Linked DNA regions of Homo sapiens: region 2 is linked to region 1. The links are chromatin loops, found by intact Hi-C in ENCODE. Cell type or tissue: gastrocnemius medialis. All regions are shown on one strand. Links, peaks and the distances in the headings refer to the core of each region. The heading gives the core; the rest is flanking DNA.

Region 1 (8,331 bases), core at 310-8,309:
GCCACATAGTGAGATCCTTTCTCTACAAAAAATAAAAGGAAATTAGCCGGGTGTGGTGGCACATGTCTGTGGTCCCACTTCAAGCAAAACAATCTTGAAAAGGAACAAAGTAGAAGAACTCACACGTCCCTACTTCAAAACTTATGAGGAAGAAATGCTATGAAGAGAGTGTGGTACTGGGCCGGGCATGGTGTCTCATGCCTGTAATCCCAGCACTTTGGGAGGCAGAGGCAGGCGGATCACGAGGTCAGGAGATCGAGACCATCCTGGCTAACACGGTGAAACCCCGTCTCTACTAAAAATACAAAAAAAAAAGAAAAAGAAAAAAGAAAGAAAAAAAGTAGCTGGGTATGGTGGTGGGTGCCTGTAGTCCCAGCTACTCCGGAGACTGAGGCAGGAGAATGGCGTGAACCTGGGAGGCGGAGCTTGCAGTGAGCTGAGATGGTGCCACTGCACTCCAGCCTGGGCAACAGAGTGAGACTCTGTCAAAAAAAAAAAAGAGAGAGTATGGTACTGGCATAAGACAGATATACAGAATTGAGAGTCCATAAATAAACCCATGTCTCTATGGTTAACTGATTTAATTAGTTTATTTATTTTCAGAGATGGAGTCTCACTATGTTGCCCAGGCTGGTCTTGAACTCCTGGGCTCAAATGACCCTCTTGCCTCGGCCTCCCGAAGTGCTAGGATTACAGGTGTGAGCCACCGTTCCTGGCCAAGGTGAACTGATTTTCAACAAGGGTGCCAAGACCATTCAATAAGGGAAAGAATAGTCTTTCCAACAAATGATGCTGGGAAAACTGGATCATGCCACATGCAAAAGAATAAAGTTGGCTCAGGTGCAGTGGCTCACACCTGTAATCCCAGCACATTGGGAGGATCGCTTGAGCCCAGAAGTTTAAGACCAGCCTGGGCAACAAAAAGTAAAAAAGATGAGCCAGGCATGGCGGCATGTGCGTGTAGTCCCAGCTACTGGGGAGGCTGAGGTGGGAGGATTGCTCGAGCCCAGGAGGTTGAGGCTGCAGTGAGCTATGATTGTGCCACTGCACTCTAGCCTGAGCAACAGGGCAAGATCTTGTCTCAAAAAAAAAAAAAAAAAAAAAAGAGAGACCCTTATATCACACCATGTACAAAAATTAACTCAATATGAATCAAAGTCCTAAATGATGTAAGAGCTAAAACTATAAAACTCTTAGAGGACATAGAGGTAAATCTTCATGGTTTACTGACATATTCTTAGATATGATACCAAAAGCATGAGTAACAACAACAAAAATAGGTAATTCAGACTTCATCAAAATGAAAAACTTTTGTGTTGCAAAGGCCACTATGGAAAAATGGAAAAGACAACCCACAGAATGGGAGAAAAGATTTGCAAATTATGTGTCTGATAAGGGACTTATATCTGGAATATATAAAGGTCTCTTACAATTCAACAACAAAAAGACAACTTAATTTTTTTAAATGGGCAGAGGATTTGAGTAAATCTTTCTCCCAGGAATATAAAAAGAGCCAAAAAGAACACGAAAAGATGCTCGACATCATTAGCCATCAGGGAAATGCAAATCAAACCAATATTAGACACTACTACTTCACACCTACTAGGATGGCTAGAATTAAAGAGTCAGATAATAAGGCCAGGCATGGTGGCTCATGCCAGTAATCACAGCACTTTGGGAGGCCAAGGCAGGTGGATCACTTGAGGTCAGGAGTTCGAGACCAGCCTGGCCAACATGGGGAAACCCCGTCTCTTCTAAAATTATAAAAATCAGCTGCGTGTGGTGGTGGGCGCCTGTAATCCCAGATACTTGCCAGGCTGATGCAGAAGAATTGCTTGAGCCTCGGAGGCGGAGGTTGCAGTCAGCCAAGACCGTGCCATTGCACTCCAGCCTGGGTGATAGAGCAAGACTCTATCTTAAAAAAAAAAAAAACTCAGACAATAAATTTTGACAAAAAAGTGAAGAAATCAAAACCCTTACAGATCGCTGGTGGGAATATAAACTGGTGTAGAAAACAGTGGTTTTAGAAAACAGTTTGGCAGTTCCTCAAATGATGAAACATAGAGTTACCATATAACCCAGCAATTCCACTCATAAGTGTACAGTTGACCCTTGAACAATGTGGGTGTTAGGGGCGTTGACCACCATGCAGTTGAAAATCTGCATGTAACTTTTGACACCCAATAAACTTTACTAATAGCATACTGTTGGCTGGAAGCCTTACTGATAACATAGTCATCGATTAACACTTTTTTTGTTTGTTTTTTATTTTTGACACCCAGGCTAGAATGCAGTGGCACGATCTCGGCTTCACTGTAATCTCCACCTCCCAGGTTCAAGCAATTCTTCTGCCTCAGCCTCCCAAGTAGCTGGGATTGCAGGTGCCCGCCACCATGCCAGGCTAATTTTTGTATTTTTGTTTCCCAGCTTTATTTTGCCATGTTGCCCAGGCTGGTCTTGAACTCCTGGCCTCAGCTGACCTGCCCACCTTGGCCTCTGACAAACTCCAGGAGCCACAGTCCAGGCCCAAAAGACAGAGGGGACTCATGAAGGCATCTGAGGGAGAGCAGGGCTGGCCCCTGTCATCTCCCTGCGGGCTGTCCAGCCCCAGTCTGAAGCCACTGCCTTGCAAAACCCCTCCTCTGGGCCTCCCTTGCTGGCCTAACTAGAATCCCAGTCCCCCCACCCAAGTCAGCCCACTAGACCCCAACTCCAGCACCTGGAAGGCCACCCTAGACACAAGGGCACATTCTGGAGGGGAAGGACTTGCAGTTTGAAGGCCAGTAAACTTGGGTGTGAGTCCTGCCTTTGTTCTCACTGTGTGGCCTCAGGCACGGTACTGCCCCTCTCTGATTCTAATTTCCTCATCTGTAAGGTGGGGTCCTCTCGGAACCCCAGAGGACGGCCCAGAGGCCTGCGGGAGAGGCCGGGTGTGAGTAAGCTTGAGCTCAGAGGAGAGCTCAGTGGGTGGCCGGGAGAAGCCTGGACCTCACCCCTACCCGCACCGCCAGCGATTGCCTTGTTTCCTGGGGTCCTGGTCAAGGTCTGAAGAGTGGGAAGGGGCCAGCTTGGGGGCAGCAGGGAGGGGCAACGTCACCCGAAGAGAGGCTCCAGTGGCAACGATGCCCCAAAGTGTGGGAGGTCTGGGGGTGATGGGAAGGAAGGCAGGCAGGCTAGGGCAGGGAAAGAAGGCCATGTGGGTGCCACTGCAAGAACCAGAGCTGGCGTTCCCCTGCCAAGTTCCTTCCTGTTCTTGGAATAGCCTTCCCGGAGCCTGGGCAGGCTGGACTGGGAACTGGGGTGGAGGCTGCGGGGGCGTGCAGAAGTGGAGATGGGGGGTGGCTAAAACCCAGGAGGTGGGGCTATAGACAGACTGGGGAGGAACTTGAACATGGCTTCCCTGAAGTCCCCAGGGAGGGACACAGACTCTATATGACACTCAACCTGCCATTCAGAGCCTCCCAGGGGTCCACCGACCAATTCTTTTGGGCAGCTACAGGCTCAGAAGTTATTTATTTACTTAGAGACAGAGTCTCACTCTGTTGCCCAGCCTGGAGTGTTGTGGCTCAATCAGCTCACTGTAACCTCGAACTCCTGGGCTCAAGCCATCCTCCTGCCTCACACTACTACAGGTGTGAGACACAACATCTGGCTAATTTTTAAAACTTTTTGTACAGATGGGGCCTTGCGATGTTGCCCAGGCTGGTCTTAAATTCCTGGCCTCAAGCGATCCTCCCACCTCGGCTTCCCAAAGTGCTGGGGTTACAGGTGTGAGCAACTGCCCCTAGTCCCAGAAGTTATTTTAAGGTGGAAGAGACTCATGCCAATATTATGATGCTCCCTGACATACCCCAATTCTTCCATGTTTGAGTTGTAGTCGAGGAGCCATATGATTTTTTTGGACATTGCGAGCAGAGTGTTTATACCTGTGCCAGGGAGCACTTATTTAGCACTGGCTGTGTGTCAAGCACGACTCTAGGTGCTTCATGGCTAATGATGTTTCAGTACTCACAGCCAGACCTGGGAAGGGAGTCACTAACCTTACTCTCATTTTACAGATGAGAAAACTGAGGAACAAAGAGGATACACAGCTTACTCAAAGATACACATCTGTGGTCGAGTGCAGTGGCTCATGCCTGTAATCCCAGCACTTTGGGAGGCCGAGGTGGGTGGATCACTTGGGGCCAAGAGTTAGAGACTAGCCTGGCCAACATGGTGAAACCCCGTCTCTACTAAAAACAAAAATTATCCAGGTGTGGTGGTGGGCGCCTGTAATCCCAGCTACTTGGGAGGCTGAGGCACAAGAATCATTTGAAGCCTGGAGACAGAGGTTGCAGTGAAGCAAGATCACACCAATGCACTCCGGCCTTGGTGACAGAGTGAGACTCTATCTCAACAAAAATAAAAAATAGAAATAAAATAAAGAGAAGATACACACCCAGTAAATGGTGGAACTCGTAGGAACCCTATCCGTGAGCGTGTGTGTGTGAGACTGTCGGGTTGTGTGAGTAACTAAGGTTGGCCTTGGGTAGATACTGGAAGCATCTGCTAGGACCTCATCCTGTGGCGGGGTCCAGGTGTGCACGTCTGATCCTGCAGCGCCCCCTGGTGCTCACACTCCTGCACTGTTCACTTGGCCCTTCCTGTGGCCCTTCCACTGGGAGGCTCCCGGGTCCACCAGTCCCTGTCCTGCAGGGCCACGCCTGTCTGAGTCTTTGGCTTGCTCCCTTCAGCTCTGCATGGCTGCTGGGTCCTAGGGCATGGAGGGGCCTTCAGGGAGCCTCAGGGAAGAGAGAATACAGAGGCATGAGGCCTGGAATCCCCTCTGCCTGGTAGGTCATATCCCCCGACCCCTGGGGCAGTACCAGACATTCTCCTCCCTCCCTGGGTGAAGGATGCCCTTGGCGGAGAGGGCTGGAGCTAGGACAGGGTCTGAGGCCTCAGCAGCCGGCTTGCCCACCCTCTCCAGGGCCTGCTGGTGTTGGCGATACCCAACCTGGTAACACCCCCCCGCTACACTCCCATGGCTGCCCTGTGGGGGCCACCATCAGGCCCAGAGGAAGAGGCCTCTTTGTACATCCAGTGTGGCCCACACCAGACCCCTGATTTCCGGGTCCACTCCTGCTTGCCTTAAGGCTGCCCTATCGGGGCTTCTTTTCCCCAACCTCTGTGTCTGGTCAGTCGCCCGGTCTTGTCTGCGGACTCTAAATCTAGAGCCCACCAGTGCCTCTCCATCCACCTGGCAGCCCACCCTGGTCCCCTCCCTGTTCTCCCTGCTCTCCCCCTCCTCTCCCCCCTCCCAGCCACCCTCCTCCATACAACAGGGCTTCCATGAGCGTCAAGTCCATGCCGACCCCTGTCGCAGCCCACAAGTCCTCTCACGTCTGCTCTTTGCTGACCTCTCCAGCCCTGCAGAGCCGCGATTCCTCCACACATTGCATCCTTCAGGCCTTTGCTGCTGTTGTTCCCTCTGCCAGGCACGCCCTTCCCCCGCTCCCCACCCTTCCAGTCTTCTACGCTGGTCTGCACGGTTGAGTAACCTCTGTTTATTCCTCGGGTCTCAGCTGAGATGTCCCTCCTTCCCTGTCTCCCAAGTCTGGGCTGGTCTACGTCTCTGTGTCCTCACAGCCCTTCGTGTCCCAGTTACACACTGTATTATTGGGGCCTGTTTTGTTTTGTTTTGTTTTTGAGACAAGGTCTCACTCTGTCACCCAGGCTGGAGTGCAGTGGCGTGATCTCGGCTCACTGCAACCTCTGCCTCCCGGGTTCATGTGATTCTCCTGGCTCAGCCTCTCTAGTAACTGGGACTACAGGTGCACACTAGCACGCCTGGCTGATTTCTGTATTTTTTAATACAGAGAAGGTTTCGCTATGTTGGCCAGGCTGGACTCGAACTCCTGACCTCAGGTGATCCACCCGCTTCGGCTTCCCAAAGTGCTGGGATTACAGGCGTGAGCCACCGTGCCCGGCCAGGGCCTACTTGTCAAGCTCTACCAGCTTGTGGGGATGAACTTCCCTGGTGGAAGGAAGTGGATGAGAATAGCAGGACTTCAGTGGCACGTGGAGAACTTGGACTTGTCTTCAGGGAGACAGGGAGTCACCAGGAGCTTTCGAGCAGGAGAATGATATGACTCAGAGCCCTTCTGGCTTTCTGTCTCTCCTTCCTCCCCAAAATGGACTTCCCAGAACAGAGCTGGTTCCAGTTGGAAATGAAAATGCTGGCCAGGCGCGGTGGCTCACGCCTGTAATCCCAGCACTTTGGGAGGCCGAGGTGGGTGGATCATCTGAAGTCAGGAGTTCAAGACCAGCCTGGCCAACATGGTGAAACCCTGTCTCTACTAAAAATACAAAAAAATTAGCTGGGCATGATGGTGGGCGCCTGTAATCCCAGCTACTCGGGAGGCTGATTCAGGAGAATTGCCTGGACCTGGGAGGTAGAGGTTTCAGTGGGCTGAGATCGTGTCATTGCACTCCAGCCTGGGCAACAAGAGTGAAACTCCATCTCAAAAAAACAAGACAGAAAGAAAGGAAGAAAGAAAAAAGAAAATGAAAATGCTTTTCACCCACCCATCAGCAGCCAGCAGCTCAGTCTGACTGAGGAAGGGCATTTGTGCGACTGGAGCTGGTAGGATGGCATAACGGGGGCAGGGAAGACTCTGGGATATGTATTGAAATCCAGGTGTTGGCTGGGCACAGTGGGACACACCTGCAATCCCAGTGTTTTGGAAGGCCGAGCCGGGAAGATCATTTGAGGCCAGGAGTTTGAGGCCAGTCTCGGCAACATGGTGATACCCTGTCCCTACAAAAACTAAAAAAATTATCCAGGCATGGCGACACTCACTTGCAGTCCCCGCTACTTGGGAGGCTGAGGGGGGAGAATCGCTTGATTGAGTTCGAGGCTGCAGTGAGTTCGAGGAGTTCAAGGCTGCAGAGAGCTACAATCGTGCCACTTCAGTCCAGCATGCACAGCAGAGTGGACCCTGTCTCTAAAACAAAAACAAAAATAAACCCAGGTGTTTTAAGGTAGTGGTACATTGATCCTCAAAGCAAGAAATGTTTACTTCTGTGTCCGGAATTGGTGGGTTCTTTGTCTCACTGACTTCAAGAATGAAGCCACGGACCCTCCCGGTGAGTGTTACAGTTCTGAAAGGTGGCGTGTCGGGAACTGGTTCCTTCTGAGGTTCAGATGCGTTCGGAGTTTCTTCCTTCTGGTGGGTTCGTGGTCTCGCTGGCTCAGGAGTGAAGCTGCAGACCTTCGCGGTGAGTGTTACAGCTCATAAAGGCAGTGTGGACCCAAAGAGTGGGCAGTAGCAAGATTTATTGCAAAGAGCGAAAGAACAAAGCTTCCACGGCGTGGGAGGGGACCCGAGGGGGGTTGTCACTGCTGGCTCAGGCAGCCTGCTTTTATTCTCTTGTCTCGCCCCACCCACATCCTGCTGATTGGTCCATTTTACAGAGAGTCAAGTGGTCTGTTTTGACAGGGTGCTGATTGGTGCGTTTACGATCCCTGAGCTAGACACAAAGGTTCTCCACATCCCCACTAGATTAGCTAGATACAGAGTGTGGACACAAAGGTTCTCCAAGTCCCCACCAGAGTAGCCAGATACAGAGTGTGGATTGGTGCATTCACAAACACTGAGCTAGACACAGGGTGCTGATTGGTGTGTTTACAAACCTTGAGCTAGATACAGAGTGCCCATCGGTGTATTTACAATCCCTTAGCTAGACATAAAGGTTCTCCAAGTCCCCACCAGACTCAGGAGCCCAGCTGGCTTCACCCAGTGGATCCAGCACTGGGGCAGCAGGTGGAGCTGCCTGCCAGTCCCGCGCTGTGCACCCGCACTCCTCAGCCCTTGGGTGGTCGATGGGACTGGGCGCTGTGGAGCAGGGGGCGGCGCTCCTTGGGGAGGCTCCGGCCGCACAGGAGCCCACGGGGGGTGGGGGGAGGGTCAGGCATGGAGGGCTGCAGGTCCCGAGCCCTGCCCCGCGGGGAGGCAGCTAAGGCCCAGCGAGAAATCGAGCACAGCAGCTGCTGGCCCAGGTGCTAAGGCCCTCACTGCCTGGGGCCGGCCAGCTGCTCTGAGTGGGGCCCCGCCGAGCCCACGCCCACCCGGAACTCACTCTGGCCCGCAAGCGCTGCGCGCAGCCCCGGTTCCTGCCCGCCCCTCTCCCTCCGCACCTCCCCGCAAGCTGAGGGAGCTGGCTCCGGCCTTGGCCAGCCCAGAAAGGGGCTCCTACAGTGCAGCGGCGGGTTGAAGGGCTCCTCAAGTGCTGCCAAAGTGGGAGCCCAGGCAGAGGCGGCAGGGAGAGCAAGCGAGGGCTGTGAGGGCT
Region 2 (8,331 bases), core at 104-8,103, 120 kb before region 1:
CCTTGGGAATGGTCCAAATGTTTTATTTAACACGGTTGGAAAGGCCAGTCCAGCACTGCTTGTGACTCTTACCCTGCCCTCTGCTGGGTGGAATCTGCCCTTCTGGATTCATCTCACTGCTGCAGCCCCCTCTTTTCTGTTCCAGTCATACTCAGCTGCTCTTAGCTTCTCAAACTTGCCAAGCTATTGGCTAGCTACCTGCAATACCTTCTCTAGCTAGCTTAAGGTCTGCCATCCTTCAGATCTTAGCTCAAACATCTCTTTTTTTATTTTTGAGACGGAGTTTCACTCTTTCGCCCAGGCTGGAGTGCAGTGGTGCAATCTCGGCTCGCTGCAAGCTCCGCCTGCTGGGTGCATGCCATTCTCTTGCCTCAGCCTCCCAAGTAGCTGGGACTACAGGCGCCCGCCACCACGCCCAGCTAATTTTTTGTATTTTTTAGTAGAGACGGGGTTTCACCATGTTAGCCAGGATGGTCTTGATCTCCTGACCTTGTGATCCACCCGCCTCGGCCTCCCAAAGTGCTGGGATTACAGGCGTGAGCCACCGCACCCACCCTCAAAACATCTCTTTAGGGAAGCTTTTATTCACCACCCAGACTAGAATAGATGTACTATAAGAGCCAGTACTTCTAATGTAACTTAAACAGTGTTACTGCCTTTGGTCAGCTTTTTAGCTAGACTGTAGATTCCTTGTGAGCAGGGAACATGTTTATTTTGGACACTGGATATTTCCCCCCCTAAATGATAACCATACTTTTAGTCTCCAAAAAAAAAATAGAACTTCAACATTTTCCATTTTTATTTTTATAGGTAATATCTTGCTCTGGTGGCCCAGGATGGAGTGCGGTGGCAAGATCATAGCTCACTGCAACCTCAAAATCCTCGGCTCATGCGATCTTCCCACTCCAGCCTCCCAAGTAGCTGGGACTTAGAGGTGTGCACCACCATGCCTGGCTAATTAAGAAAAATATTTTTGTGCAGATGAAGGTCTTGCTATCTTGCCCAGGCTGGTCTTGAGCTCCTGGCCTCAAGCAATCCTCCTGCCTCAGCCCCCCAAAGTGCTGGGATTACAGATATGAGCTACTGTGCCTGGCCTTTTATTTTTATCTACAACATCTCCTCAACATTTCTGAAATCTGAATGAGGCCAATAACGACCTTAATTCTAAGTTGCTTAAATTTTCTAACCAAAAGCTGGGAGTTGACTAAAACAGTGACTTATCTGTTTCAGAATATTCCATATTTAAACAAACTAAACTGCCATTTCCATCCATGATTTCACCCTGTGACTGTCATTTTTTAGCTTTGGAACATTTCTGAAATGCCATATATGAATATATGATGGTGATGCAAGAAAAGGGGTTGATGCTATCTAGGGGGAATCATGTATTCAAATCTGCAAGACTGAAATCTTACCTTTAAAGAATGTTTAGATTAAAACACCAAAGGTATCTTTTTTTTTTGAGATGGAGTCTCGCCCTGTTGCCCAGGCTGGAGTGCAGTGGTGCGATCTTGGCTCACTGCAAGCTCCACCTCCTGGGTTCGCACCATTCTCCTGCCTCAGCCTCCCGAGTAGCTGGGACTACAGGCGCCCGCCACCACACCCGTCTAATTTTTTGTATTTTTAGTAGAGACGGGGTTTCACCGTTAACCAGGATGGTCTCGATCTCCTGACCTCATGATCTGCCTGCCTCGGCCTCCCAAAGTGCTGGGATTACAGGTGTGAGCCACCGCGCCCGGCAAAACACCAAAGGTATCTTATACTCAGTTACGTATATTTGGTAATATCACCATGGTGGTTTAGAAAGATGTCCACAAATGCTTTGACATCCCCGCCTTCAACAGATGAAGCTTAATATTCCTCCCCCTTTGAGTGTGGACCAGACCCAGTGACTTGATTCTAACATACAATATGGCAGCCCAAGATTCAGTTCTAAGACTGTGCTTTTGGCTGGGCATGGTGGCTCACACCTGTAATCTCAGCACTTTGGGATGCCGAGGCGGACGAATCACTTGAGGTCAGGAATTTGAGACCAGCCTGGCCAACATGGTGAAACCCCGTCTCTATGAAAAATACAAAAATTAGCCGGGCATGTTGATGGGCACCTGTAATCCCAGCTACGTGGGAGGCTGAGGCAGGAGAATCGCTTGAACCCGGGAGGGGGAGGTTGCAGTGAGCTGAGATTGCAGCACTGCAGTCCAGTCAGTCTAGGCAACAGAGCGAGACTCCATCTCAAAAAAAAAAAAAAAAAAAAAAAAAAAAAGACTGTGCTTTCAACTTGGGTGTGCGCTCTCTTGGATCACTTGCCTTGGGGGAAGCCAGCTACCCTGCTGTGCACTGTCCTATGGAAAGACCCAGCTGGGCATGAAATGGAAGCAGGTCTCTGTCCAACATCTAGCAAGGAACATCTGCCTTTCATCTAGCAAGCTGCAAAGAACCGAGGCCAGTCAGTGACCACATTAGTGGGTTTGAAAGGGGATCTTTCATCCAGTCAATCCTTGAGATGACTGTAGCCCAGGATGACTCTAACCTTATGAGGAACTCTGAACCAGAACCATTGATCTTAGCTACTTCCAGATTTGTGACTCACCTGTGGGATAATACGTATTTATTGTTTTAAGCTGCTAAGTTTTGGGGTAATGTGTTATGGATAATACAATGGTTTATAGATTGAAAAGCTCCTCATTGCCAAATGAGGCATAAATCAAGTAAGATATTTTTCACCAAGCAGCCCCGAGCTAGCATATCCAATTATGTTTCTAGAAGTGATATACTTACTAAAACCATGCTGTTACTGCTCAATTTTTTGAAATTAACTCTCAGAGCATGAATCCTACTCTTTGGAATTTCCCTTAATGGTGTCAATTCAGAATTTAAAGGCATTTTTGTCATTTGCAGTAAGTCTTGTGGTTAATGAGTGAATCTGTTTATCATGTGTCAAGCTTAAGGCATACTTTCAAGGAAAAGGGCTTACTTTTCTGTTGTAGGAAAATGCCAGGAGTCTTAAGAATGTTTGATATAACACCAGCACAATCAAAACGGCTGTATATTTCCAAAACAACTAGCTTGAAAGATGGAACTAATTTGGATGTGTAATTTAAAATTCTTTCTCCCAACATCACTACTTTATGGTCATATCTCACAGGATGGGTAAATCAAGCCAGATTTCTTGAAAACCATAATATACACTGGGGGATTTGTATACCTTGTGATACCTATATTTAAAGTAGTCTTCTTTGGAATCAACAGAAATTACCACTAGATGCCACTGTTGTTGCTTTCTTAGAAATTACTGGGTTAGGTCAAGAAAGAGCCAAGACCCTGTTTTTACTACACAGAAGTTTATTGTGAAAGTAAATTAAACAAACAAACACACAGTATGGCCAATGGTGGCAAAAGCAATCTGGTAGCTTAAGGCAAGTTTTAATGGAGATGAATTTAGAAAAGATGATGCAATGATGTAATTTTGTTTAAATATAGATTATGAAAAAATATCAAATTGCATCAATAACTTAATAGAAGTAGTTTTCAAAGCCTGTACTACTGGAGAAAAAGGGCTCATGATCTTAATGCCAGCATTAAGACAGACAGAAGCAGCATGGTGCTAAATGACAGAAAAATCCAGTATTTACATTAGGATGGTAACAGGAACATTTAAGAGCATTTGATCTTATTTACTGGTGGACCGAAAGCCCTTAGCTAGACAATAGAGGAAAATGTACCATCATCATGTTATTTAAAAAAATTTAAGTGCAGAAGTAAAAAACCAAGGAGCTCTGTAATAAAGTAACATAAAACACCACTGTAAGGATCACTTAAAAAGCGATTCCCTCAGGGGAAATTAGGGCACTGAGTGTGTAAACATGTGAGCTGTACAACACCAAAACCAACCAAATTCATTCATAGTACTTATAGTTATGCAAGATCAGCATGGCCTTTAATGACGCATTATTGTTTGTAACAATTTAAACACACTCCTTTCCATGCATAACTTCAAATATATAACAAATACTTTTATTTGATACAGGATATCTGTTTATGAAATAAGACCTATATACAATGAAAGTAACACCTCCCTCATCAGTCAAGTACAGTTATATGCTTTTTAAATGCAATGACCTTATTCAGACTTCAGTCCATTTTCTGAATTGACTGTGTCAGTTTTTCACCCTTTAAAATAATGCCATTTAATGATAAAATACATTTTTCAAAAATTCAGAAATGTAGTAACATTTAATAAATGTGACCATGAAAAATATTTGTAAGGAGGTGCCAAATGACTTAGCACTGTTTTCCACTCTGTATCTAAAAAAAAAGTTGCAATTTGACAGTAAGCCTATTTAAAAAATATTCTTACATTAATTCATCTCAAAAGGTTCTATTAATAGTCCTTTTGCAAAATACCATATATATAACTGTGAACGTTTTTTCCAGAATTAATGGAAGAAAATGCATCCTCTGCACAGATGAACATTTTCTCTCTAAAACTAATCTTTCATCACCCAGCATGTTTTTACAAAAGCATGCAATATAAAATACACATAAAAGCAGCTATCTTAAACATGATTTTAATACAATATTACCTTTGTAGCTGATTCATCACTGTCTCCAGTTTAATATGCTGTTACATACATGAAGAAGCTCCAGTATCCCTTTTCTGATTGACTTTTTAAAAAAATCCCTGAATAAAACAGAAGCCAGCCTGTGACTTCTTTAGGCATTTCAGTAGAAGATCATCTATGGAGAATATCTCCAACCAAACTCATGATTACAGAACAGAAGCTAAAACAATCTAGGGCAGAGTACAGAGTTAATACCAATTTAAAACTTTTATGTTTAAAAAGAAAGAGCCTGTAATCCCAGTACTCTGGGAGGCTAAGGCAGGAGGATCGCTTGATGCCAGGAGTTCGAGACCAGCCTGGGCAACACTGCGAGACCCTGTCTCTATTAAAAAAAAAAAAAAGAAAGAGTGCTGATTACTAGCATTTAAAAGGATACTGCAACTTTAATAACTGTAAACTTTGTCAGAAGGCTGTGGCAGACAGCTCTATGCTACTAAGTTTTTAGCCTGTAAATAATGCAAACAACATCAGCAGTTTTAAAATGCTATAGACTATAAAAACACAAAAGGAAATGGGGCAAACAAAACAAAAAATAAGAATGCTCATCTAAAATGAAGCTGTATAACCAAAACATCTAGAAGTACAAAAAAAAAAATAGAAAAAATGATTAGAGAAAACCCTCTGATACAATTTTAATTTCTTGACTTGTTTTTAAATGACATGAACTTTTAAATTAAAGTGGAAGAAAAGGAGCTTTACAGTTGATAGTTTCAACTCCCTAAAATAATGCCAACAAGGTAAGCTTGCATAGAAAAAAAACTTCAAATTATTACTGGCTACATGCTTAAAAAATTAGAAATGCAGGTATTATAATCATAGTGCAAAACCATGGCAGTTTGTGATGTCTATTACTGCCTAAGGTTGAGAAATAGACCGTAGTACCTCCAGTTATCACAGTTTCTGGTCTTTTAATCAATTATTTCTGCCAACTAGAAGCAATGTGTATGTAAAGATGGGCAGCACACATCTGCTGTGCTATTAATTAACGAAGTTTGAGGTCATCACCACCACCTAAATTGGAACCAGGACTAGGGTCTTGTTGTCTTCTTGCCTGCAATGACAAAATCATAATTTGGGGTCAAAAAGTGTTTTGACAATCAAAATACTAGATATACAAAATACAAGACAGTAGCACACAGAAAAACTTCATAACTAAAAAGTTTTCAGCCAATATAGTCACATGTAACAGGCAAAAAAAAACCAATTAAAATTATGTCTGACATATTTTACTAAAGTTTCCTTAAAAATCAAGAATAAAAATCATTTTTATTCAAAAGAAAATCACCATAAATATGTACTACATAAGAAATAACAACAAATCTAGCACTGGGCGCAGTGGCTCATGCCTGTAATCCCAGAACTTTGGGAGGCTGAGACGGGCAGATCATTTGAGGTCAGGAGTTCGAGACCAGCCTGGCCAAAATGGTGAAACCCTGTCTCTATGAAAAATACAAAAAAATTAGCCAGGCATGGTGGCAACACCTGTAATCCCAGCAACTTGGGAGGCTGAGGCATGAGAATCCCTTGAACCTGGGAGGTGGAGGTTGCCGTGAGCTGAGATCGCACCACTGCACCCCAGCCTGGACGACATAAGTGAGATTCCATCTCAAAAAACAAACAAACAAACAAACAAACAAACAAACAAAAAACCCCACAACAAATCTATATTTACAGTTTTGGAAAAAGAGGATTTAACTTTAACACATTAGCCAAGTGCCTTAGAAGCAAACTCTTCCTTTTAGTAATAGCTGACATTTATTGAGTATCAGCTGTCTGCGGGCACTGTTGTAAGTACTTTCCATGAATTAAATAATTTTTTAGAGAGATGGGGTCTTGCTATGTTGCCCGGGCTGGACTGCAGCGGCTATTCACAGGTACGAACATAGCACATTACAGCCTCAAATTCCTGGACTAAACCAATCCTCCTGCCTCACTCGGCCTCCCAAGTAACTAGAACTATGGGCACATGCCATAGGACCTGGCTAGAACTAATTTAATCCCTCCCAACAACCTATGACATAAGTGCTATTATTTATCTCTATTTTACAAATAAAAAAACTGAATCACAGAGAAGTATATGTTCTACTAATTATATGACTGAAAAATGTAGCACTTTATTATGGATAAAGTATTGTCTCATATGTTAAAAATAGAAATATAAAATTAGAGTCCTGGGTGCACTTATATTCCCAGATGCTTTTTTTTTTTTTTTTTTGAGACGGAGTTTCACTCTTGTTGCCCAGGCTGGAGTGCAGTGGCGCAATCTTAGCTCACTGCAACCTCCAACTCCCGGGTTCAAGCAATTCTCTTGCCTCAACCTCCTCAGTAGCTGGGATTACAGGCATGTGCCACCACGCCCGGCTAATTTTGTAGTTTTAGTAGAGATGGGGTTTCTCCACGTTGGTTAGGCTGGTCTCGAACTTCCGACCTCAGGTGATCTGCCCGCCTCGGCCTCCCAAAGTGCTGGGATTACAGGCGTGAGCCACCACGCCCGGCCCCAGATCTATTTTTTTGTTTGTTGTTTTTTTGAGACAGGGTCTCACTCTGTCACCAAGACTGGAGTGCAGTGGCACAATCTCTGCTGACTGCAACCTCTGCCTCCCCGGCTCAAGCGATTCTCCCACCTAAGCCTCGAGTAGCTGTGACCACAGGCACACGCCACCACACCTGGCTAATTTTTGTATTCTTTGTAGAGACAGGGTTTCACCATGTTGCCAGGGCTGGTCTTGGAACTCCTGGGCTCAAGCCATCTGCCTGTCTTGGCCTCCCAAAGTGCTGGAATTACAGGCATGAGCCACCATGTACGACTCAGATGTATTTTTTTTTTTTTTTTTTGAGACGGAGTCGCTGGAGTGCAGTGGCGCGATCTTGGCTCACCGCAAGCTCCGCCTCCCGAGTAGCTGGGACTACAGGCGCCCACCACCACACCCAGCTAATTTTTTGTATTTTTAGTAGAGATGGGGTTTCTTTGTGTTAGCCAGGATGGTCTCAATCTCCTGACCTCGTGATTCACCCGCCCTGGCCTCCCAAAGTGCTGGGATTACAGGAGTGAGCCACCGCGCCCGGCCCAGATGTATTGTTATAACAATATTTAACAATTAAGAAGCTTGACTAGGTCTATAAAATAAAAATTAGAAAAAAATACTTCCTGTTGACCAAATCTATTTTAAAAAAAGAGGCTTGACAATTATAAACACCAAGATTTCAAGATTCACTTTGGAGTCAACATTCCTATTTAAACCCCTTATGGTAAATTACTTAATAGAGAGACTATATATATACATATATATATATGTATATTTTCTCCTTCACAAGTTCTAATATGTGGTTATTCTATAAGCTTTCTTTACTGCCTCCAAATGTTGGCCAAGCACAAATATCTGTTTGTATCCAGAATGTGGTACTAAGTACTTTCCATGAATTAACTAATTATTATTATTTTTTTTTTTTGAGACAGAGTCTTGCTCTGTTTTCCAGGCTGGAGTACAGTAGCGCAATCTCAGCTCACTGCAACCTCCGCCTCCCAGGTTCAAGTCATTCTCCTGCCCCGCCTCCCAAGCAGCTGGGAGAACAGGCATGCACCACGACACCTGGCTAATTTTAAAATATTTTTAGTAGTGATGGGGTTTTGCCATGTTGGCCAGGCTGGTCTCGAACTCCTGGGCTCAAGTGATCCACCCACCTCAGCTTCCCCAAAGTGCTGGGATTA

The links. Hi-C counts contacts between places; a loop is a spot of excess contacts. Peaks named below come from ENCODE experiments on the same cell type or tissue, not always from the same donor. Only the 100,000 strongest peaks of a DNase experiment are listed, where the experiment ranks them.
Region 2: it touches region 1 in a loop (5-fold over the local background); 43 of 110 quality-filtered maps call a loop at or near these places.

What each region holds. Positions count from the first base shown.
Region 1 is chr16:66,974,120-66,982,450 of GRCh38, reverse strand. It overlaps CES3 (carboxylesterase 3), which reads right to left. Exons shown (of 13, transcript NM_024922.6): 13 at 7,302-8,331. Among named protein-coding and RNA genes, the nearest start is that of CES4A, 10 kb to the left of the region's middle. RefSeq lists an enhancer at 7,271-7,565. In gastrocnemius medialis, for the core only: CTCF peaks have their summits at 4,396 and 4,609 (motif pointing left); DNase peaks (open chromatin) are centred at 3,272 and 4,610; H3K27ac peaks cover 2,638 bases.
Region 2 is chr16:67,096,052-67,104,382 of GRCh38, reverse strand. It overlaps CBFB (core-binding factor subunit beta), which reads right to left. Exons shown (of 6, transcript NM_022845.3): 6 at 3,325-5,673. The coding sequence ends at 5,605. Among named protein-coding and RNA genes, the nearest start is that of PHAF1, 9.7 kb to the left of the region's middle. In gastrocnemius medialis, for the core only: a CTCF peak has its summit at 3,251 (motif pointing right); no DNase peak of the experiment used is centred there.